Regions from separate parts of the Homo sapiens genome. Here region 2 is linked to region 1. Evidence: chromatin contacts called from ENCODE Hi-C or POLR2A ChIA-PET data. All regions are on one chromosome and are shown on one strand. Each heading gives the region's core, a stretch centred on a gene start or an enhancer-like site at or near the end of the contact. The rest is flanking DNA. Distances are from core to core; before and after follow the strand shown.

The links. Hi-C counts contacts between places; a loop is a spot of excess contacts on that map. ChIA-PET counts read pairs that join two places held with the same protein, here RNA polymerase II (POLR2A). Pooled maps may share reads with other maps.
Region 2: a loop to region 1 is called in a map of GM12878, with 2.8 times the contacts of the local background. The contact joins two enhancer-like sites. A Hi-C loop is called at or near these places in 1 of 168 maps with a recorded cell type or tissue (GM12878) and 1 of 50 pooled maps. POLR2A ChIA-PET finds 5 or more read pairs at or near these places in 7 of 52 experiments (AG04450, BJ, GM12878 and 4 more).

The regions. Positions count from the first base shown.
Region 1 is chr2:201,905,513-201,912,495 of GRCh38, reverse strand. No RefSeq gene overlaps it. Among named protein-coding and RNA genes, the nearest start is that of CDK15, 100 kb to the right of the region's middle. Within about 2 kb of position 2,420, at least 3 of the 41 ENCODE cell types and tissues checked have a DNase peak (open chromatin) inside an H3K27ac peak, as active enhancers do.
Region 2 is chr2:201,952,008-201,958,990 of GRCh38, reverse strand. No RefSeq gene overlaps it. Among named protein-coding and RNA genes, the nearest start is that of FZD7, 78 kb to the left of the region's middle. Within about 2 kb of position 3,262, at least 6 of the 41 ENCODE cell types and tissues checked have a DNase peak (open chromatin) inside an H3K27ac peak, as active enhancers do.

The DNA.
Region 1 (6,983 bases), core at 1,171-3,670:
GGAGGCTAGGACTAGAGACAGTGAGTGTAAAGTCCTTCAAATAGTCTCTGTTATGTAGGAAGCACTAAATTAATAATAGCTCTTCTTATGTCATAGCAAGACAAGATGGAATAGGTATTGATCTCAGGACACGCCCATAGAAACATAGATTGCTTGTAGGGAATATCCTAGCGCCTGCCCAGATCCTCTCCTCAGCGCCAACCCATCCGTCCCCCAGCAGCAGTAGGTAGAAATATCAAAGGTGGATGGCTCACAGTATCTTATTGCCTGGGCGTTGCTCCAAGCCACCAGGAACCGCCTCACCCAAGGCTGTTCTGTCTCTCAAACCAGATGATGTGGATACAGAGCTTCAGCCCCTTTGCCTCAGTTTGGGGCTATTTTGAAGGGCCATCCCAGTTCCAGAGCTGCCTGTAGGATTGTAGGATTGCCTAAGGCCTCAGATGCAGTTGCATTGCAGGCCAGTGTCTCAGCCAGATCTAGCTTTTTGCACCAGAGAGAGCTCCCCAATAAACCTGTGGCCCCCAATCCTGTCAGGGTCTGTTTGAAGAGAATTCAATCTAGGATCTTGCTTAAAAGTAAACTGTTGATTTAAGTTTCTCTTGAGATTTGAATATTTCTCTCAAAAGTGATACGCAGAAAATGTGAAGTGAATGTGTCTTCTGGTTATTTAGGCTTCAGCTGATTGTGTTGGATTCCTATTGTTGCGATAACATGTTATCATAAATTCAGTGGCTTAAAATAGCACAAATTTCTTACGATTCTCTAGTTCATAAATCTAAAATGGTACTCACTGGGCTAAAAACAAAGATTTCGGCAGGGCTGTGCTCCATTTTGAAGGCTGTAGGGGCAGTCTGTTTCCTGGTCCCTTCCAGCTTTTTGAGGCTGTCTGCATTCCTTGGCTGATGGCCTTCTTCTCCCATGTTCAAAGCCAGCAACAGCAGGCCCGGTTCTCCATCACATCACTCTTTCTCTTCCGCCTCACTCTTACACTTGTAAACCAAAAATAAAATTCAAAGGCCCTGCCCACAACCATGTGAATGGACTCCCTTCTCAGTCAGGGCACCCTAAAAATCTAACCTGAAGGACCAGTTCAGGCCATGAAGGGAAGCAGGGGTTGGACATACCTCATTAGACCCCTCCAGCATTAACATCAACACAGACCTTAAGTCTGATAAGAAATTTACTTTGCTCTCTAAAGCCTGCTACTTGGAGGCTTTATCTGCATGATAAAACCTAGGTCTCTGCAACCCCTATGGTAACTCAGACATTCTTTTCTACAGATAACAGATCTTTCAACCAATTGCCAGTGAGAATCTGTTTAAATCTACCTGTTACCTGGAAGCCCTCCCCACCTTTGTGTTGTCCTGCCCTTCCAGATGGAGCTAATGTAGATCTCACATGTATTGATTGATGTATTATGTCTCCCTAAAATGTATAAAAGCAAGCTGTACTCCAACCACCTTGAGCACACGTCGTCAGGACCTCCTGAAGTTGTGTCGCAGGTGTATCCTTAACCTTGGCAAAATAAACTCTCTCTTTTTTTTTGAGACAAAGTCTCGCTCCGTTGCCAGGCTGGAGTGCAGTGGCGCAATCTCGGCTCACTGCGACCTCCACCTCCCAGGTTCAAGTGATTCTCCTGCCTCAGCCTCCTGAGTATCTAGGACTACAGGCACATGCCACCACGCCCAGCTAATTTTTGTATTTTTAGTAGAGACGGGGTTTCTCCATGTTGGCCAAGATGGTCTCGATCTCTTGACCTCGTGATCCGCCCGCCTCAGCCTCCCAAAGCACTGGGATTACAGGCGTGAGCCACCGTGCCCGGCTGGCAAAATAAACTTTCTAAATTGATTGAGGCTTGTCTCAGATACTTTTTGGTTTACACACTTTCAGGACCCTGTGATAACATTGGGCCCACCTAGATAATCCAGGATATGTTCTCTATTCTCAGGTCAGCTAATCAGTTACCTAAATTCCATTTGCAACTTTAATTCCCCCTTGCCATGTAACATAGCATGGGTATAGGTTCCTGGGATTAGGATGTGGGGATCTTTGGTTGGGGGGTGGGCAGTGTTCTGCCTACCACACTAATCAAAGTTTTGCTATTTAACTGATAAGACAAATGGGAACCAGACCAAAGTAAGCAAAGATGGACTTACTTGGATAATTACAACATGTATATATTTTGTCATGTGGGATATTTCAGGACTGTGAACATCTGGAGAGCACAGCATGATGGGGGCGGGGGGTGCTTTGGGAGGAAGTGGGAGGCAGCGTAGGCAAAACTGAAAGTGACAAGAACTTTAACCAAAGTTATGTTACTGCAAAAAGTAGAAGAGCTGTGCTGTAAGTAAATCAGCAAGGAAGGGTTTAAGTAGGGTCTAATGTAGTGATGAAGCCCAGCTACAGTGTCTTTGGGCTGGGTTAACTACCCTGACTCATCAAGTGTTGGCGACTGAAAAAGGTTGTGGAAGGATGATCTCGTGTGTATTGATTACCCAATGGCTGGCCACATAAAAATGGACAACTTTTGTTAAAAGGCTGTCTGGGCTCAGATACAGCTGCAGGTTTTTAGCAACTGGAAGGCATTTAAGTTAAGCTCAGGGTAGTTGCAAGAATGGAAGTTGCTGACTTCCTATCAAAAAAGCTGCCTATTCTGATTTGTCTCTTCAGAGCCCCAAATAGTCTCTCTAGCCCTAAGCCAGCAATGGCTTAAGGCTCCACATTGCAGAATGGAGAGGTGGGTTGAGGTGCATGTGTGTGAGCGTCTCTGTTTAGGCAGGGTCCTTTCCCGCAGTGAAACCTTTTGCTCATGTTTACAATTCACTGAATAAAAGTTTAAGAGTCTAGGAACATACAATTCAAAAGGACTTGATGACCTCATCAATTTCTCCTGCCTTAGTAGAGCTGAGTGTCTGGGGCTTCCAGGCAAGTTACTTGTGAATATGTGTAAGGAAATTTAAGGTATGTTTTAAATAAACATACCAGAGCTTATGCATCCCACATGAGGCTCTCCTTCAAAGCAATCTCCCTGGAAGATGAATTACTTATTCCAAAGATGCTGTTAAAAACACTCTGGATCGTTTCTTTTTCGACACTGAAGTGAATGGAGTATCTTGATGAGGACAAATATTTATCCTTTAAAGGTGGATTTGATTTTTAACAGCTAAAATTCATTTAGATCAAAGTCCGGGGAATAAGGTGCATGATCAAGTTAAGTAATACCATTTTAGATTAAAAGATGAGGATGATAAAATTGAGACTCATTTTCTCGTGAGGATTGTGTATGGTTCTGAAGGCCAAAGAGCCTGAACAATGGCAGTATTGATGGGGTAAGCTGGCACTTTTCAAAGAGATTTCTTTAAAAGACAACACGTTTGAAAGCAGCAATTTTTGGAATCTATTTTTTTAAGCCTATTGCCTCAGAGAGACACTGTAGAATAGTGATTAGAAGCATAGGCTCTCAAAGCAGTTCTGGAATCTAAGCTCAGCATCACCATATATAATATCAACTGTGTGACTCCAAGCAAGTCACTTAACTTGTGTAAGCTTCATTTTCTTTTTTCTTTTATTTTCTTTTATTTTTTTTTTTTGAGATGGAATCTCACTCTGTCACCCAGGCTGGAGTGCAGTGGCACTGTCACAGCTCACTGCAACCTCCACCTACCAGGTTCAAGTGATTCTCCTGCCTCAACTTCCAGAGTAGCTAGGACTACAAGCATGTGCCACCATGCCCAGCTAATTTTTGTATTTTTAGTAGAGATGGGGTTTCAACATATTGGCCAGGATGGTCTTGAACTCCTGACCTCAAGTGATCTGCCTGCCTCGGCCTCCCAAACTGCTGGGATTACAGGCGTGAGCCACTGTGCCTGGCGAGCTTCATTTTCTTCATCTGAAAGGGAGGATTATAATATTAACTACTGGCTGGGCATGGTGGCTCACGCCTGTAATCCCAACACTTTGGGATGCTGAGGTGGGCGGATCACCTGAGGTCAGGAGTTCAAGAACAGCCTGGCCAACGTGGTGAAACCCTGTCTCTACTAAAAATACCAAAAAATTAGCTGGGTGTGGTGGCGCACGCCTGTAGTCCCAGCTACTAGGGAGGCTGAGGCATGAGAATCACTTGAACCCGAGAGGCGGAGGTTGTGGTGTGCCGAGATCGCACCACTGCACTGCAGCCTGGGAAACAGAGCAAGACTGTCTCAAAAAAATATATAATAATAATAAAAATAATATTAACTACTTCACAGATGGCTATGAGGAATAAATCAGGTCATATATATGAAAAGCATGAGGTTATGTGTGCAGAACCCCTATTCTACTACCTGACATATAATAAGTGCCCGATAAATTGTGGCTATTGTGTTTCTTCTTTGTCACATTGTGTACACATAAACACACGACTATTCATGCCTAGATGGGAGTAAATCCATAATGTTGATTGTATTTGTGATGTGTATGACAATACTAGTAACTATCATTTATTATACAGTTGTCATGAGTCAAACCCTTTCAAGCCTCATGATAACCCCCTTACAGGCAGGTACTATTGCTGGACCCATTCTTACAGATGAGGAAGTTGAGGCTTAATGAGGTTAAGTAACCTGCCGAAAGGCATTCAGCTACAAAGCTGTGGAGTCAGGATCTGAACCCAGGCACTCTGACACTTTTAACCCTTTCCCACGCAGCAGCTTCTGAAGCCCTGTCAGTCCTCTTCACAGTGACATGAAGACATCACGAGTAGACGTTCAAGTATGGACATTGAAACCTCAGGGGCTGGATTTGAGTTTGAAGCCCAGCTTACTCACTCACCGGTCATGTGGCCCAGGGGACTAATGAAGACATGATTCCAGGACAGCATCTAGTACAGTCTAGTCCTCAGGAAACAGGGACTGAAATTCAACATGGATGAAACCTGAATCAACTGAGTGTTCCATGCTCAGAATGGTTTTGGTCCCCCACCCCCTACCCTTGAGACATATAAGCTCCCCTGGGCGATAGTAGTACAAGTGTTCTGAAAGGCTTTGGTGATAGCCGAAGTATGAAAAAGCAGCCTTACTGATAGTGGAAAATTCTCCTGAAAGTGGGCAAAGTGTTTCTATCAGATTATGGCCAAATTCCAGCTGGGGTGAAGGAGGTGACAGACAAAACCACTTAGTGTTCCTACTCAGTCCACAAGCTGACACTCTGATCAAGCACTTTTCCTAGCACGTGTTCTTGGAGAGCAGCTTGTTATCTGAGGCTGGGGGCCGGGGCTGCCTGCCAATCCCCGGCCTGCAACAGTGCTTTCTCATAGAGTCACATTAAGTCTGAATGGTCACAGGGAAACCTAACGTTGCTTGCAGTTTAGTCTCTGGCTGGTCTGGATCATTCATTCATTCATTCATTCATTCATTCCTCTTTCTTCTGCATCTGGGAGACTCCACACCAGGTTCCCGGGAGTGATTCTGATCTTGGGGACATGTGGTGATTCATTTTTAAAAAGAGGCTTATTTACACGACTACATCTGCTACATGCTTTTTTATCTGTTCTTTGTTGTTGCCTGGAACGACACCTGTTAAATGACCTACATTTTGCCTTCTACCTGCCCTTTAAAAGGACAGAGCAACATAAATTTACATGCACGTTGGGTAGAAGGTGCTTTATTTTCCACCAGATAAAGTATATAATATGGAATTGACAATACTCAAAAGTGCCTCTGATGATTTTTGTTAAAATTCTTCTCAACTGCCCAGTTTCTCACCATGAAAAACCAAGCACTGTCCTAGTTAAGTATCACCCACCCAAGAACTTTTACAAATGTGAACTTGCTTTCCTACTTGGTCAGCATCCACTCCCAACCTAGAAATGTTATCCTCAATATTGAAATTAAAATGGCTTTCCTGGTTAGTTATCTCCCTTTTCTCACCTGTAAATGAGAACCTTTAAAAATGATTTCTGAGACACCTTCCAGTGGCCAAACTTGTGATTCTCTGTTTTGTAAGACAGACAAATGTGTGAGTCTCTCTGTGCCCCAAACAGCAAGCCATCATTCTAACCCAAATATTATTCATTTCATTCATTAGCTTAATAAATGCTTGGTGAATGAGCGACCGAATTAATTAATGAATGCCTACTGTGTTCCCCGCCCCAGGGAACACACGGATAAATAAGACAGCTTTTGCCTTTCAGCAGCTCACACTGAAGAGAGAAACAGATGTATAAACAGAAGTGCTGCTCAGTTTAACTTTCTTTTCAGTGAGTTTTATTTACTTATTATTATAATAAACATTTTAATTTATTTAGTGCCTAGTCTGTGTCAGGCATGCTGCTGGGTGTTATACAATGAATCTTCACACTCACTCTACAAAATAGGCATTATTGACCTTATTTTAAAGATTAGAAAACCAAGGTCAGCAAGTGACAGACTTGATCTGGTTGGCTCCTAATCACGTGTTTGTGGTATGTGATTACTAAGTCATATGTGTATGATATGAGATATATGATCTTTACTGATTCTGGAAAGAAAAGCAAAATGGCACCATGATTTGATCTCAGTGGAAGGCAGCAAGTGGTGGTGTTTCCAATTCATTCGCTTAACCAACATTGATTGAACATCTTCTCAATGTCCAACTTACACTAGACACTGGGGATAAAATTAAAAAGCTAAGCATTCTTCTAATCTCCTAACGCTGTCAGTTTTTAAAAAGGATAAAGAAGGCTGGATGTGGTGGCTCATGCCTGTAATCCCAGCACTTTGGGAGGCCGGGGCGGGCGGATCACCTGAGGTTGGGAGTTCAAGACCAGCCTGACCAACATGGAGAAACCCTGTCTCTACTAAAAATACAAAATTAGCCTGGCATGGAGGCACATGCCTGTAATCTCAGCTACTCGGGAGGCTGAGGCAGGGGAATCACTTGAACCCGGGAGGCAGAGGTTGCAGTGAGCTGAGATCATGCCATTGCACTCCAGCCTGGGCAACAAGAGTGAAACTCCATCTCAAAAA
Region 2 (6,983 bases), core at 2,013-4,512, 46 kb before region 1:
AAGCCTGTATTTGCATGCTATGGTAACAGTAGGTTTCTTTATCAATGGTTATTTTGTTTCTGGGATCTATTCTTAAATACAGAAAACATCACATTCTCTGGGATCACATTAACAAACCTGCACGTTGTGCACATGTACCCTAGAACTTAAAGTATAAAAAAAAAAATCTGAATTGCTTTTAGTGATCTGTTACATTGCATGATGAACACAGTTAACATGTTGTATATTTCAAAATTGCTAAAAGAATATATTTTTAACATTCTCACCCCCCCAAAAAGTGATAAATTGGTAAGGTAATAGACGTTATTAATTAGCTTTATGGAATCTTTCTACAATGTGTACAATGTATAGGTTTCTACAATGTATAGACCAAAACATCATGTTGAATACCATAAATGTACATAATTATTTGTCAGTTAAATTAAAAAATTTTCACATAGAGTATAAATTTAAAAACAAATCTGAGTTGAGTCTTTAAGAAATTTCTGGGCTGGGCACGGTGGCTCACGCCTGTAATCTCAGCACTTTGGGAGGCCGAGGTGGGAGGATCATGAGGTCAGGAGATCGAGACCATGGTGAAACCCCGTCTCTACTAAAAATACAAAAAAATTAGCTGGGTGTGGTGGCAGGCACCTGTAATCCCAGCTACTCGGGAGGCTGAGGCTGGAGAATGGCACAATGGCGTGAACCCGGGAGGCGGAGCTCGCAGTGAGCCTAGATCGTGCCACTGCACTCCAGCCTGGGCGACAGAGCGAGACTCCGTCTCAAAAAAAAAAAAAAAGAAAAGAAATTTCTGATACTATTTGCATGACTGTTTATTCCAAGTGTTGATTCTTTGAGAAATGGATGTAAATACATCAACAATTGGAAATTTGCATCTGAATGAGCATAGATTACAGTGTTATAAAATTTTAAGTTTAATGATTCAAGTAGAAGAGTGTTTTTTGTTTGTTTGTTTTTAATATGCATGCTTGTGCCTTTGATCCACGCATCCATTTTTTCAGTGTTTTCACATTTGGAGCTCACTTCATGAACTTGAGTGTCTTACATTTTCTACACAAATCAGATTGGTGTAATTTAAATACTTTCAACGTATCTTTATTGAGTTTCTCCACTGTATAAAGCACTACTATATGAAGGTTAGAATGAATCACAGGCACACTGCTTTAAAAATCTTAGTAGGTGACAGGGCATGGTGGCTCATGCCTGTAACCCCAGCACTTTGGGAGGCTGAGGTGGGCGGATCACCTGAGGTCAGGAGTTCGAGACCAGTCTGGCCAACATGGTGAAACCCTGTACCTACTAAAAATACAAAAAATTAGCTGGGCATGGTGGCGGGTGCCTGTAATCCCAGCTACTTGGGAGGCTAAGGCAGGAGAATTGCTTGAACCCGGGAGGCAGAGGTTGCAGTGAGCCGAGAGCGTGCCTTGCACTCCAGCCTGGGCAATGAGAGCAAGACTCCGTCTCAAAAAAAAAAAAAAAAAAAATATATATATATATATATATATATATACACACACACACACTAATAGGCTAACTTCAGGCACACTGCCTAAGAATTAGCCCTGCTCTGCAAGGAGCAGCTAAAAATAAATAATAAATAAAAACTGTAGTAGACCAATACCTGTTCTATTTAACTTGGAAGGTGGGTGAGTGATAGTGGATTCTGGGTTTGAATCTTGCCTCCAACTGCATGACCATGGGCAAAGTACTTTTTTTTTTCTGTGCTTTCGGTTTCCTTATATGTTAAATGGGAGTAATGATTATACCCACCCCATGGGTTATTGTGAGGATTAAAGGAGACAACCCACACAAAGTATTTAGAGGAATCTAGCCTATAGTAAGTGCATAATATTAATGCATAAATTAGGTTGGTGCAAAAGTAATTGCATCTTAGAAGAGAAGGTAAATTTGCAAGTATTTCTTTCTTTTGGCTCCATAGTACTAATTGCTGGGGAGGAAGGAGACCCAGGGAAGAAGGCATGGTAGAACCTGGAGAGCTGTATATGTGTGTATTGAAAATGTAGACCACAGAGAGGTACTAGATTGTTTGTGTTACAAAGGGTCAAGAAATGAGACGATTCAGCAATGACAAAGAACTGGTTCAGGAGGAGTGAGGAAGCGGGATGTCGGCAGGGTAGGAGGCTGAGGTTGAAGGGTCTGCACCACGCTCGAGTTCTTGGAGGGGAGGCAGAACCGTGTAATGCGGTCCAGCTGTGGTCGCTATCCTATGGGACAGGGGTCATCCGTGTGGAGAAGGGCACAGAAGAGGGTGGTCAGGGAGCTGGACAGGTCATTGACATGAAGGTTGAGGTCACCAAGGATGATGACAGGGGAAAGACGGGAAATGCAATCCAGAAGCCAGCAGAGACCTGGAGAAGGCGGTGTGCCCAGATGGCAGGGACTTGACTGGCATGACCAAATGGCATAGACATGCTGCTGCTTCCCCTGTTGTGCGGAAGACACTAGGAGAAGGCGAGGCTTCGGTAAGGGGGCAGGAAGAGGCAGGATGTTGACTCGCCTGCACTGGTTTGGGTTAAGGTGAGAGGAAAATGAAGACTTAAATGGACCATGGAGTGAGTTTCCCCAGGGTTCTGTGGAAGAGACTCCTTAAGAAAGAGTGGAATTTTAGGAAGAGCTGGTTAGAAATGAGGATGAGTGTGGGGTTGGGGAGGGATTTACACACATGCAATTATAGGCTGGGGAGCTGAGACCTAGGAAAGGAGGCAGTGGTTTCAAGGAATCTCTCCTTGGAGAGTCTATGGCTCTGCCATAGCAAGCAAGAATAGTAAAAAAGAAAGAGGAAATCTACTTGATTATTTTCCTCCAAAGAGGAGAGGAACATTTTGTTCCCTGGTGGTCTGAGCAGCTGCCCCTCCCTCCTGCTTGGCCACCATTGCTGGCAGGGTCGCCGGCTGGCTCCTGGAGGGCAGGACCCACATGCATGTGGCACTGTCATCCTGCCCTCTCCAGACACGCAGCTCAGACCTACCTGCTGCAGGACACTCCATGGTTTCTGCTAATGCTGAAGTGAGCTGCATGGCTAATTCATTCCTGGCACCTCTGAGAACATGAGCTCATCATATCATTAAAGGAATAAGAATAAACAGGAACAAGGGAGCTGCTCAGGAGTTGGGAAACCTCTGGCCCTCTGTGCCTCCCACACATCTTTGGAGAGACAAAGGGGCCAGAACAGCCCACAGTTCCTGGCTACTGCCCTTGGCAGCCTCTCTGTCTCCACTGCCAGCTCTGGGCCACCGCTTCTCCACAGCATGTGAGCCCCCCTGCCAGTCTTCCTTAGGCAACTGTGGGTACCACCCGCATCTCCAAGCCTGTGATGGCGTCCGAGGGCCTTTTGCTCAAGATAAAATCGTTCTTCCTGATTTTGAATTTTCACACTTTGCATTTCCTAGTCCTCTTACCCTGGATCCATGTTAACTCTTGCTCGTCAACAATCCAGCCAAGAAAATTTTTCTTTGGAATATTATTTGCTTTTTCTCACCTCTGAGTCATCTCCTGTCTTCTTCCACCTGCCTGGAATGTCCCCTTCCTTCTCTCTCTGAAGGGATGCCAGTAACTACATCATCCATTGCTAGAGGATCTGTTTCTGGTCTTCTGGTCCCTTCATTTGACTCCCTTTGCTATGGTCTCTTTAGCGATTCCCAATCCTTGCCTTTATTTTTTGTACCTTCCTATGCCTCCGTGTTTCTGGATTTCTCAGTCCTGTACGTGCCAGTAGGGGGATGCAATCTCCATTTCAGGTTGCATTGTTAGTGAGGCATTCTTCTTATTAAATAAATCGGGCTATATAAAATTTCAACTCAGCTGGGTGCGGTGGCTCACACCTGTAATCCCAGCACTTTGGGAAGACTAGGAGGGTGGATCGCTTGAACCCAGGAGTTGGAGACCAGCCTGGGCGACATAGTGAAACCCCATCTCTACTAAAAATACAAAAAATTAGCTGGGCATGGTAGTTCACGCCTGTGATCCCAGTTACTCAGGAGGCTGAGGCACAAGAATTGCTTGAACCTAGGAGGCAGAGGTTGCAGTTAGCCAAGGTCATGCCACTGCACTCCAGCCTGGGTGACAGAATGAGTCTGTCTCAATAAAATAAATAGAATAAAAAATTTCAGCTCTCCCCACCCCAGCATTGCATGCCCTCCTGCCATGTTTTATGTATTTTCTTAGCATTTCCTTCTTACATGACTTAATATGCAGTGGTGCCCTTTAATAGCACAACCCACAGTAACTTCAGCAAAGAGGAAATATGATTGGTGGCTGATTCCTGCCATCTGCAGCATGTTCACCCTGATATTTTATCAATCTCACAGGATCCCACACTTGACACTATTGAGATTTTTGGACCCTACTATAGAATTATGTGAGTCTTCTACATATTTTTGCAAATTTGTTTATGATTATCTGTCTCCTTCATTGGCATGCAACCTCTATAAAGACAAGGATTTTGTCATTTGGTTGGTGCCCCATGTCCAAAACAGTTCCTGCCCTCCTAGGTGCTCAGTGAGTGTTTCCTGGATGGATGGATGAATGCGCTCACCCATCCCACCCCAAAGCTGGGGCCCTCACACCTGCTATTTTTAGTCTTTGCCCACGGGCCCGTCTGAGGGCCAATAGGGCTAGTAAATTTAGCTGACTCACTGGCTGGCTGACTTTAGTGTATAAAGAGGTTCAAGCCCCAAGAGCAACCCCTCTGAGAAATTGGGCAAAACCCAGCCCAGCTTTCCTTCAGGGCAGCTGCTCCTCTGAGAAGGAAACCCAGTGCCACTAGGGTGAGGCTGTGTCCTGGGACAAGCTTCCTGATCGAGGGAGAGCCATCAGACCTGCCTGGGAGGGGATGTGGCTTTGGCTTTTCAGGAAGCCCTTCTGGCTCAGGCCTCGGTCTTGACAGAGCAGGGCTGGGCAGCCCTAGGAAGCACGTGTGCTGCTGTTTCTGGGAAGGGTGGGGAGGGAGGGGGAATGAGCAGGGTTGGGGTGGGAGCCAGATGGGACTTATGATTCAATGGTCCAGGCTCAATAGGTGATCAGGATGGAGCAAGGAATGGACAGAGAACCAGACGAGGGCCTGGCACTGCACTTCTGTGTGAATGAGGAAAAGGTGCTGCTCTGAGCAGATGTAATAGGAAAGGGTGTTTCCTCACAACGGCTGGACTTGCCCTGGTAAGGCATGGAGAAAGTCAGCCAAGCCCCAGGACAAGTCAAGGATTTGGTGTAAGGTGACTTGACCAGAGAAAGCTGAGATTGGAGGATGAGAATCTGGTCCCTCAGGGAATGGGTTACCAGGCAAGGAGCCCAGGCATGGGAGAGCAAAGCTGGGCTAGTTGCTGGGTAACAAGGCAACAGAAACTTGCTTAGTGGGAGCTGATACACCGAGGCCCAAGTATGTCAGCGTCAGGAATAACTTCAGGGTAATGAAAGCATTCCCAATCTCTGTCTGCACACGGATGGCCCTGGAGCACAAGGCACTGCTGGAGCCATGTCATGAGGCAGCCTCAGCAGAGCAGGCCGTAGTTCCTCAAAGAAAGACCCATTTGTGTGGTTTGTGGTAGCTCTGTGGCTCTCCAGGTATGGTCCCTGGACTAGCAGAATCCTCATCATCTGGGAACTTGTTAGATATGCAAATTCCCAGCCCTGCCCCACACTCACTAAGCTGGAAACTCTGGGGTGGAGCCCAGAAATCTGCATTTTAACAAGTGCCAGGTGATTCTGATACACTCTACACTTCGAGGACACTCTGTAGCTGAAAAGCCCAAACTCTTGTTTTAGAGGCTGCGCTGGGGTTGGGAGAAGGCACAGAGGTAGATGTTTATGGGAAATGTCTGCCTGCAAAACCAAGGCAAAGATTCTGGACTGAAGCTTGGAGAATGGACTTGGGCTATAGTGTTCATTCTGGTCTTAAACAGCATGAGGGGAGGCTTTTCCTTAGCCCTGATTCTAATCTCAAGGCATCATTTCTTATAGGCAAAAGGAGACACTGAGTATTAGAGAACACCAAGAAATTATTGTTTATTCTCTTGGGCATGAAAATAGTGCGGTAGTCATGTAAGAAAATGTTCATATTTTTGGGGGAGATGCATGTTGAAATATATGGGTAGAGATAGCATATCTTGCATTTGCTTTCAAAAAAACATTTCAGCAAAGATAGAAAAGGAAAAAGGGATAGATTGAGCAAATGTGGTAAAATCCTGATAATTGTTGAATCTGGGGGAGGTATATTTGGGGGCTCAATGTATTGTCCTCTCTGCTTTTTTGTATGTATGATATTTTTCGTTTTATGAAAGGATGAAACAAGCTGAGAAGCAAACAAATGTTAAGTGCTCAGCTAAAACCAACCTTATTTTGTGCAGTGTGCTGCTGCGTGAGGTTGACCTAACGGGGGCTGTCTCATGGGGTGCAGTAGAGCAGCTTACCACTCACCCTCAGCTGCCCGCCCAGCCTCCTAACCCAGATAGCCACCACCCTGCTCTCTGTCAGGACCCCCACCTGTAGCTTTCACAGTAGCCAGGGTGGCTTGAGCCTGCACACACCTGTGGGAACCAGAAATGGCCCAGCTGGATCTCAATTTTAGGGGAAAGGGAAGTTCTGCACCATTAAATAACATAGGCCTCAGGGAGGGGATCAAATGTCAGATGGAAAGGAAGAACCGTCTCCTCGGTCCCAGCCAGCTCCACCACCAGCTCCCCGCCCAGCTGCCAGCAGCGGCTGCCTCCTTCCCAGGGAAGACTGGTCCCTCAGTCTCAGCTTTCTCTGGGCTTTTCTGGAGGCTTTTTTTCTAACTTTTATGAGGGCTGCTTGGTTTTTCACTTTAAGCCCATTCCATACTTGTAAAATGTAGGTCTTTGATGCTGTTTAGCCATACAAAGCAGTCTTAGTTGTTTTTCTCATTGTCTAATTTCCGCTTAGGGATTTCTTGGTGAACAATTCAGAGGCCTGCAAAGGCTCTTTAGATGCCCACTGGGAGAATC